2 separate regions of the Mus musculus genome follow, and region 1 is linked to region 2. A link is a loop called in an ENCODE intact Hi-C map of the cell type or tissue named here. Cell type or tissue: left cerebral cortex. All regions are shown on one strand. Region 1 holds the start of Tollip (toll interacting protein). Region 2 overlaps Muc5ac (mucin 5, subtypes A and C, tracheobronchial/gastric).

Region 1 (5,000 bases), 97 kb before region 2:
GCCCATAGGCTCACATTGGATTAATTGATCCTCAGTGGTGTATTTGAGAAGGGTTAGGAGGTGTGGCCTTGTTGGAGGAGGTATGTCACTAGGGAAAGACTTTGAGGTTTCAAAAGACTGATCCCAATCCTAATATGTCTCTGTCTCCTGCTTGCCTCTCAGTGGTTGCTCCAGCCACCTGCTATCTCTGCTCCACCATCATGGACTCTAACCTTCTGAAACCATAAGTCTAAATTAAACTCTTCTGTAAGTTACCTTGGTCTTATCCCATCAATAGAAAAGCACTACAAATCCGAGTCAAGAGTGAAGGCAACAAAGGGGACAAATACAAGATGATGAACACAGAGATGCTAAGCCTTTCATCCATTTTCTGTTACCCATAACCTCTCTGCTGAGTGGAGTCAGTACTAGCAGCAGAGCTAGTTTTCAAGTTTCTGCAAAGTAACCTAGGTGAATTTTATCATAGTCCACCTATACCAGAGTTTCTATCTGCTGCAAATCTAGTAGAAACAAGTAAGATTATGTCCAGCCACGTGATCCCCACCATGAGAGAGCTTTAAGTCAAGGAAGAACAAATGCTGTGGTTCTGCTCTGACAGACTGTGCCAGGGCTTGAACTGATTTCAGGAACGTACTGAAGCATTTTATGAGATAAAGTTTTTTCTTGGGAACAATTCCCCCTTGGTGTTGTTGGTGGTGGTGTGTGTCTTTTTTAAACTGCTTAGTACTGAAGGATTTGGGATTCATCAGAGGCCATATGTGTGGTCTTAGTCACAAGGGGATCCTATTGTGCTATCCAGATATAATTTTATACAACAGGTTGTCTGCTGCATGTTTAGACACAAGTCACAGGTTTTGTCTATAACCAAGAAGAAAGGATTGAGCAGGGATGTGGACACCAGGAGAGATCAGGGGTCTCTTTAAAACTCTGTCTGCCACAATGGATAGTCTTTTGTGTCTTAGCTTTATCAGCATAGAGATGACAGTTTGGGCAACAGGAGCTAGAGACCGGTGAGAACTGGATATAGATCAGTGTCCAGGAACAGAGCCCAGATGCAGTCCCATGTTATGCCAAGGTAGAGACTGTCACTAGAGTTGGAAGATGTAATCTTAAAGATGAAAGGAACACAAGAGAACATGGTGTGAGTGAGGAAATGTTCTTGGTACTCCTAGACAGTACCAAGTCTATTGCCGCACAAGTAAAAGGGGACCTACAGACTGGTGACCACCATAGGGTAAACTCCTTATAGGAACTACCCTGGTTCTATCTGGCCAAGTATTCTTCTGAAGAGAGTGCTCTGAAAAGGCAAGAGTGGGTGGCCCGGGTTTCCTAGGGACAGATCTTCATCTCTCCATTCATTTAGCAAATCCAAGGCTGGTGGAAGTTTTCCGTCCCACTCTTGTCTCTCCTTCAGCTTGGTTTCTTCTTTTAAAATTTAAATATAAATGTTCTCCCTCCCACAGAATTTTGAGGTAATTCAAGAGCTTGAGGGTAGCTGGTTCTACTGCCATCTGTTTTTTTTTTCGCTCAGGCAGCCAAACCTCAGTTTTCTCCAAGCGGATCACGCACCTGCAAGCGGTGGTATCACAGCTATCTCCAGTTAGGTGACTAGACGCTGTGGCAACTCGACCGAATTGAGATGTGCGTCCCTGTTCTAGGTGTATGCGACTGGGTGAGCAGGCTTCTGCCCGCAGGAGAGTGTTCAGGTTTAGGCATGCGCAAACAGTCTGACAGCCATTTTAACGGGCTGCTGAGCGCCCGAAGGGAGCCACTGCGCAGGCGTGTACGGGAGACCCATTTCCCCCTGAGGTCGGAACACGCGTGCGCGGATTAGCCGGAAGGGGCGGGGCCAGCTATTGCCAAGCTCTGTGCTTTGGGAACGCCGGGGTGGGGCGGGGCGGGGCGACTGTCAGCTGACTGAAGAGCCGATTGCCTCGCGGGACAACGGTCGGCGACGCAGCTTGTGGTGGGAGCGGAAGAGCTCTCCCGGCGGGTCTCTGTGCAGTTGGCGAGGCAGAGGGCCGCCGCAGCACCATGGCGACCACCGTCAGCACGCAGCGCGGGCCGGTGAGTGCTCTGGGCCAGAGCCTGGCTGGGGCAGTGGAGCCTGGGGTCGGACTCCTCAGTCTTTTACGGGGCCCCTCGCGGGTTGCTCTTCCGTCCCGGGGCTTCGCGGGTCCTACCTTCGGGTACCCACCCGGAGCAGCGACTCTCGTCTATCGGACATCTGGGGTGGAGGAAGGCAGAATTTGATGGTTCCCCAGATGCCCACGGGCCCTGAAGCTCCTGGCCTCCTTCATGGAGAGGGATCCTGACTCCCGTGGTCCTCCTGGGTGGAGGCCCTGAATAGGGTTCCTCTACACAGAAGAAACCTTACCCCATTGGTCCCCAGATGGAGTGGGACCCCGACTTCCCTTAGTTCCTCAGATAGAAAGGGCCCTGAACCCCTTACGTTCTCAGATCTATCACCTGCTTGGTCTCCCAGATGGACACAAGCCCTGACTCTTGGTCTCCCAGATTGAGAGTGGTACTGACTACATTAATTTCCCAAACTGAGAGGTGCCTTGGTTCCCCGTCTCTCAGAGGAGTGGAGTCGGACACCTTTGGTCCCCCAAAGGAGAGAGATAACCTGGTCTCCTTGGTTTCAGAAATGGTGAAAGATCCCACTTTGTAGTCTGTCCTTACTTGTGACAGTTTCCTCTTCTCCCTAACATCTATAGAAAATAGGGTACTACCTCTTGAGCTTAGTTAGTGGCTACCTTTTCAAGCCTCAATTTCTTCATTTATAAACGAGGAGAGGGGAGCAGAGAACTTGGAAGACCCAACAGGGTTGTCTCTTCAGGATTGTCTTGGGTTCTATTATACTACCTGTCTCACCTCCCCTAGTGTGTATGGCCTCCCAGTAGCTCCCTGAGACTGGTGTGGGTGGGATGTTGTTAGCCAACTGTGGCTGTGTGGAGTAGAACATTGTTCTGATCAGCACCTCAGTGCCTTTTCCCCTGAAGTTAATATTGAGTGTGCCTGCAAAGCCTGTGGTTTCCCAGAGTTTTTTCACCCTGACAGCTTGGTGTTGATTGTGTGTGTGTGTGTGCGTGTGTGTGTGTGTGTGTGTGTGTGTGTGTGTGTGTGTAACAGGTAACTCCTTGGGATAGATTACTGATTTCCTGACTTTGAAGAAAGCCTCAGGCTTGTTAGATGCTTTTTAGGAGGGCTTTGAAGCCAGATCTCCTGAGCCACTGTCAAACTTGGATGGAGATTTCCAATGTTGGAGTTACTTTCATGTTCATCAACCCTTCTTCATCCTCACGGTGTCTCAGCAAACTATAGAAGATTGATGGTGGCTGCCAGAGGAGAAAGGGAGACAGAGCTTTGCCCTTTTCATATCCCCTGCCAAGTGGACACATGGCCAAGGAGAGTGGACCCTTTCTTACCGTGTGGTCTGAGAGTGTCCTTATCTCTTGTGGTTCAGGCTGAGTTTGAATTCATCTGATGGTGAACTCCATGTCTGTCATGAGTAAGAAGCTATCTTTCCCTGTTGCTTAGAGAAACTCTGGTGTTGTACAGAGCTGCAATAACCTACACAGTGATGAGTAATTGGGAGTGTCAGATGATGTTGATACTAGCAGAATCTGTGGAGTCAAATCCTGACGTTTGATCTTTCTACTTGCCCAGAGTTCCTGGGAGAATGTAGTCATAGAAATACAACATAGACAGCTGAGTGGTTTTAGGTTTTCATGACTTGTAACTTTGGGCTGTAAGAACTTGTCATAAGTGACGGGTATCTCAAGGTTTATTTGGGATATGCATATCTTCATCATAGTATTAGTGGTCACAATATTTAGAGTAACTGGACACTGAGCCACAGGTGTGGAGCACAGGGACACAGCTATGCATCGTAACTTATGTAAGCCAGAGAATGACAGTCACCATCAGATCTGTGCTCTTTCCAGTGACTTGATGTGGGAGGACTGCATGGGCCATAGCCAGGGTCTCTGTAGAATAGAAGGCCTTGAACTTCATCTGGGAAGTGCTATTTCTTAGAGTGCAGACCTTTTTCAGTTTTCAACTTTTCACTGGCCACTTCACCTGGAATGATATACTCATCTACCTCTGGATTCACTAATATTTGAAAAGCTTTTAGCCAGTTGTCAAGGTCTAGTAGAACTGCCAGAGTGTGGTATGCTTCTCTGCTATTCATATCACACTCAGGGTTGTATGAACCCTAAGTGAACCAAGTGCTGCTTCTAAACAGATGAAGTGCATGCATTTGGTCAGTGCTGGGTCCTGCAAGCAGCCTTCTTTGTGTAGTCCAACCGGGATTAGACCATGGCCCAGTGTCTCCATCCTATGAACCTGGACTTAGGCTTGGGCAGTTGACTCTGTAGCTGACCTTTACCTCTGAGGAGTGGAAAGGACTGACAAGAGTATCTTGGCAGGCTATAAAAGGCAGAGGACAATCTCATCAGGGTGAGGAGGGCTCTCTGTCCTTGGTTAAGGGTTTAGGTGGGCAGGTATGAGGACAGATAGCCGCACCTACATGGTTGTAAAGGAATAAGTTCTTCCCTGGGATATGTGGTCTTTTATAGTTTTAGACTTTAGGGTGTTTTTTTTTTTTTCGTGGGTGGGGGGTTAAAAATAGCCACTGCAGGGCACTGAACCCTATGCTATATCTATATTGCTTTTGAAAATGCTGGTATTTTGAAATTACCAACCCTTTTTGCTACTAAGTCCATAAACCCACTCCTTCCCTACAGTGAGTGACTTGTAGGATCCAACTTCTTGTGGGGATACATGTAGGAGGTCTTGCTCCCTGGAGGCTGCACCACATGTAGGGCTGGCATTTTGAAGGTTCTCCTTTATAGATGTGTTGTGTAGAGTCCCACAGGTTCTGCCTTGTCCTGTGTGAGATGCTGGTTAACCAGTGAGCTTTGCCAGAGACCACTGACTCTGGCTTTGCCCCTCCTCATTCTGTGGGTGGTCCTTAGTGTCCATGCCTTGCT
Region 2 (5,000 bases):
TTGTCTCAGAGGAAGGCATGGTGGACCCTGAGGTTGAGATGGACACAGACGATATGGCTGGAGTTGGCTCTGGTGTTGGGCTAGTGATGGGCAGAGTTGTTTTAACAGTGGTAGAACTGACTGGGGCAGGAGTAGATGAAGCTGGAGTTGGTGAAGAAGGCACTGAGGAAGAGGGAGACAGACCTGGGGTGTGGGTAGAAGAACCTGAGGTAACTGTACTGCTGTATGGGTGCTCAGTTGAGGTAACAGGGACTGAGGAGGTTGTGTTATCCAAATTAGTCGTCCTGGAGGATGATATCACATGGGTCGTCTGGGAGGTTGGACAGCTGACGGGGGTACAGCACTGGACTTTGATCTGGTAGTTGTCACAGAGCCCTGACAGCTGATCACTGTTGTAACAGATCAGCCCCACTGTTGTGCTACACTCCAGGTGCTGCTGCAGCTCGGGAAGAGGCACCCCGGGGCTAGCCTCAGCACGGCACTCTACTGCTTTTGGCACTTGGCAGATTGGGTAGCCATGGGCACGGAGGTTCTCCAGAGTGTCAAAGTCACCACTGTCAATGCCACGTCCAGGACGGCTAACATCCATCCAGGGAGACCAGAGGCACTCCTCCCGGCAACCTGATGTGGTTACGGCGGAGGCTGAAGTAGACATGGTCATAGGAGCTGTAACAGGGCTCTTCACAGACAATATGCTGCTGGTTGTCGATGCAGCCTTGCTTGAGGCCCCTGAGGACCCTACACTCGGGGTAGGGCTGGAATGTGTGCTGGAGGGTTGCATTGAGGTCATGACTGTGGACAAAAGTAACAGGAATGAGCACTGGGGCCTTGGGACTGCCCCCCTGGTCCCTATTCACAGCCTCGCTCCTCCTTCATCGGCTGTCTTGTGGGTCTCACCACCCTGGTCATACCAACTTTGAAAACTGAACATTATAGCCATGTCAGTCAGCCTACCTTCCCAGTGCCTTTCAGTGGGCAGAGATGGTCCATGAACAGACAAATTAATCTCTAAAGAGTAATCTCTACTCTCTGAGCCATGCCCTGAGAGGAATCTACATGCTTAAACCCCTCAAAACTAGTTTGGGGTAACTTTAAAAATCTCCAGGAGGGTGAGACCTCAGAGACGCCTAGCGATCCATGCAGTGTAAAGCAAGCAGGCAGCTATGAATTCTGGGAGAATCTCATATTCATCCAAGGCTGGCCTAGAACCACTTGTTCTCGGAGCTTCTAAGCTAAGGCCTGTTAGGCTGGAACCCCTGCTTGCCCCGCACAAGCTGGGAAACCCCCATCTGCCCTCCTTCCCCCAACCCCACCCACACAGAAAAAACTCCCCCACCCCCTTGGAATAAACTCTGTGCTAACACGTCATCACTTCCCATCTCCAAGTGCTCACCCAAGAGTGCCCGCCCAGGGGCTCAGTTTCTGACCACATATGGGCACAATCCCAGCTCTTAGCTGGTATGCCATCACTCCTCACTTAAGCTCTATAAAACCCCCTTACTTTAGCCTGGATGCCAGTGTAACTTCACTGATCTCCACCTGTGAGATCGGTGAACCCACCTGAGAGCTGCCTCCTAATAAATCTGCCTTTATGTACTTTTAATCTGATCTAATCTGGCCTGTATCTGTGTCACTGAAAGGGAGAGAAAGCCTTTCAAGGCCCACACTCCCTTGAGGTCATGTCCAGTAGCTACAGAAAGCAGCACCATGGATACCAGGCCTGCCAGAATGGGTCAGTGGTCAGTAAGATTGATCCCTTTCTGCTGTGGAACAAAGCAAGGTATTCCTGTCCCTCCCAGCTCTTGAGCCTCATGGCCTGCCACTAATATCTAAAGATAGCCATTAACCTAACATTCAGCAAGAGAGGCAGTACCAATCACCAAGGAGAGGGATACCCCTGGGAAACCTAGCATTTTCTGCCACCAGTCACATCTGCCTTACCGGGCGGTGTGGAGAAGGAGAAAGTGGTGGGGGGTGTAGGGGTGGTGGAGTTGCAGGTGTCAACGCTCCTCTCGATGGTACCATTGGCCCTGCAGTGTGCAGAGATGCAGCCTCCTATGCCATCTGTTGTGTGGTAGATGATCTCCCCAGGATGGAACTGTTGCCCGTTGTAGGTACAGACACAGGCTGTGGGGAATAGATGTTTAGCCTGTCAGAGTGTGCTAAAGTTCTGGCAACGAATGCCCCACCTGCCCACACACCACCCCATCTCCAGCTCAGAGGGAGCTGCAGGAGCTCACCACCAGCATTGTGGGTACAGCGCACACCACTCTCCGTGCAGATGCTGTCAAGAGAAGCAAGAAGTGGAACTGAGCGCATAGGAACTGGAACCCTCTGTTAGAACCTGCTGTGCTTAGTGTTAGTGACGAGACAGCCCTGCCACAGCCTAAGTCTGCTCTACTAAGGTCACACTCTCTCAAGCATTGTCCCCTGTCAATAACTAATAGAGGCAATGTGGACTTTGATGGACATTGTCCCCTCAGCCCTGGCCTGAGTGCACATCACATTCACACACAAGATGGATCTTAAGTCAAGGGTGTCCTCCCTCCCAGATGAGCCTTAGGCCAAAGGCACCTTTCCTCTCACCTGAGCCCCATGCTGAGGTTTTACTCCCTTCATTAAAAAACCCCAGGCCAAGGGTGCCCTCCCTGTCAGCCCAGCCTTAAGCCAAGGCTGCTCTCCTTCCCAGCTCAGCCTAAGGCAACAGTGCTCTCCCTCCTAGCTGAGGCTCAGGCCACTGGGGTTCAGGCAGGTGTGCATCCATGGGGCCCACAGTGCCGATGATGTCATCCTTCCCCCTCAGCTCAACCATGGACTGAGGGTACTTCTAGACCCCAGGCTGGTGCTATAAGATTAGTTCCAATTCCCCACAGTGTTTCAGGTCATCTATTACTCTGGCAGAGTGACTCACCAGGAATCGCAGTTTTTGTCTGAAGGTACTGATGCACCTGGCCGGTACAACTTTCCATTGACGCGGCAGGGGAAGGTGACTGTACAGTTGGATACACACTGCATTGTGCCCTCATCAAAGATGGGGGCTGTTGGTGGGCACTTGGGATAGCATCCTGTGGACCAAGAGACCTGTGTTCCAGACAGAGTCTTCCCAGAGTCCTCTCATTCCATGGCCCAGGTCTGTCCCCTGGGACCAGCCTCAATCACAACATGGTTGAAACCATAAAGGCTCCTAGTGGGATCAGGAAGAATAAAAAGACCCCAGGCCTCCAATCCCAGGATAGACCCCAGGCCGTAGATCCCAGGATTGTCCAAAGTTCTGATCCTAGGAACCCAACAGATCCTGCCCCTCCCAGTTCAGCCTTCAGTCTACCTTCCAGACCACGGAGATCTTGTAGGCACTGTCCAGTAGGGTTCTGGCAGGTACGCATGCAGGGGGCCCCACACGGCTGGTAGTGCCACTCACACTGACCCTCTGGGTTGTAGTAGTCACAGAACAGTGCTGGAAAATGGAAAGAGTTACTGGAATAAGCCTGAGCCTAGGGTCTGCTAAATCATTTCCCACCCCACCCCACCCCAAGAAAGGGTAAGTCAGATAAAGGTTTCTGCCTAATGGGAGTGCCAGAGCAGAAACCATCAAACGGGGCTCTCCAGGTACAGCAGCTGCCCTCAGCCACACCACGCCCTCGGGGCTTCACATGGACTGTGCTTAAGAAGGAGTATTGATGCCTCCAGTGCAGAAGGTTTTCTGAGGCCAGGCTTCCTCCTCTAGCTGCTCACCCTCATTTCTGTTTCACTTTCTTCAGGAAACTATTAACCCTTCAATGCATTCTGATGTGTATACAGAGCTGGCCTCGCCTACCTGGAACCTTGTCTACAGCAGATATCATAGCCTAGTCCTAGCAGTTCCCAGCCCTTGGAGCTGCTCATATTAGAGCCACCTGTTGAGTGGTCACAGTGTTTGTGCACTTGCATGTGCAATACATGCTTGTTCACACACGCATGTGCATGCACAGTGGTGCCCTCCCTCCCAGCCCAGCCTCAAGCTAAGGGTGCCTTCCCTTGGAGATGTGCCTAAGGCAGCAGTGTTCTCCCTCCTAGCTAAAGCTCAAGCCACTTGGGTTCTGGCAGGTGTGCATGCAGGGGGGCCCACAGGGCTGGTAATGTCACTCTTTCCCCTCAGTGTGTGTGTGTGTGTGTGTGTGCTCGCATGCACGTGCACACACACTGGCCAGAACCAAGTCAGAAGGAGCAGAAGGATGCCACCCACCTCACCCCCCAGCCCCACCCTTCAGCAACACAGACAAAGCCCCACTCACGGCAGATGTCTGGTGTCCTCCAGGACACACACACTCCCACTTCATGGCAGGCCTGGGCATAGGCGGCCACAGTGGTGCAGAAACACTCGCAGTCACCCCCTGAGTCACAGGCACAGGCGTCATTCACACAAGCTTCATAGTACTTGGCCGGCTCCACCTGAAAGAGACAAAAGCATCAGGGGACTCCTGCCTCCCCCATCTCTCAGTGCACATACAGGCCTAATCATTTGGACTAGTTTCTACTAGTGTCCATGTTGACAAATGTATGACTGTGAATATCCGGCCAGACCATCATCACATCCATAGGCTGGCCCTGATCACAGAGCTGCCTGAAGCTTCCTCGGTCCATGTTCAGAGTCAACAACCCGCAAACAATAGTGCATTCTAGTGTGTACATGTGGGTCCCTGAACCCTTTGACTGATGGCATCTCCATCCTAGGTCCAGAGACCACCCCACCCCATTGCCGTACATGAGCATGGCAGGCGGAGAAAGTTTCGCTGTTGATGATGCTGCATTGCTTTTGGGCCCAGGACTTGCGGTAAGGGTTGGCAGTGCAGGGGTCCTTGGGCACCAGGACATCCGGGCAGGATGGAGACAACTTCCAGCTATTTCCAAACTCCAACATGTCACTGACCACGGACTGGCTGCGTGTGGTGAAGTCATTGATGGCATTGTCATCAAAGTTCCCACACAGGCCACAGACCCTGCCCTGTAGAGAAACACAGATA

Evidence for each region. Hi-C counts contacts between places; a loop is a spot of excess contacts. Peaks named below come from ENCODE experiments on the same cell type or tissue, not always from the same donor. Only the 100,000 strongest peaks of a DNase experiment are listed, where the experiment ranks them.
Region 1: a loop joins it to region 2, with 10 times the contacts of the local background. A loop is called at or near these places in 1 of 42 quality-filtered maps.

What each region holds. Positions count from the first base shown.
Region 1 is chr7:141,899,343-141,904,342 of GRCm38, reverse strand. Tollip (toll interacting protein) reads left to right here and starts at 1,882. Exons shown (of 6, transcript NM_023764.4): 1 at 1,882-2,067. The coding sequence starts at 2,035. In left cerebral cortex, no CTCF peak of the experiment used is centred here; DNase peaks (open chromatin) are centred at 1,384, 1,791, 2,461 and 3,559; H3K4me3 peaks cover 3,219 bases; H3K27ac peaks cover 2,512 bases.
Region 2 is chr7:141,802,740-141,807,739 of GRCm38, reverse strand. Muc5ac (mucin 5, subtypes A and C, tracheobronchial/gastric) reads right to left here. Exons shown (of 49, transcript NM_010844.3): 25 at 4,742-4,981; 26 at 4,272-4,428; 27 at 3,326-3,454; 28 at 2,912-3,065; 29 at 2,241-2,284; 30 at 1,942-2,127; 31 at 1-792. Among named protein-coding and RNA genes, the nearest start is that of Muc5ac, 16 kb to the right of the region's middle. In left cerebral cortex, no CTCF peak of the experiment used is centred here; DNase peaks (open chromatin) are centred at 2,172 and 4,353; H3K27ac peaks cover 234 bases.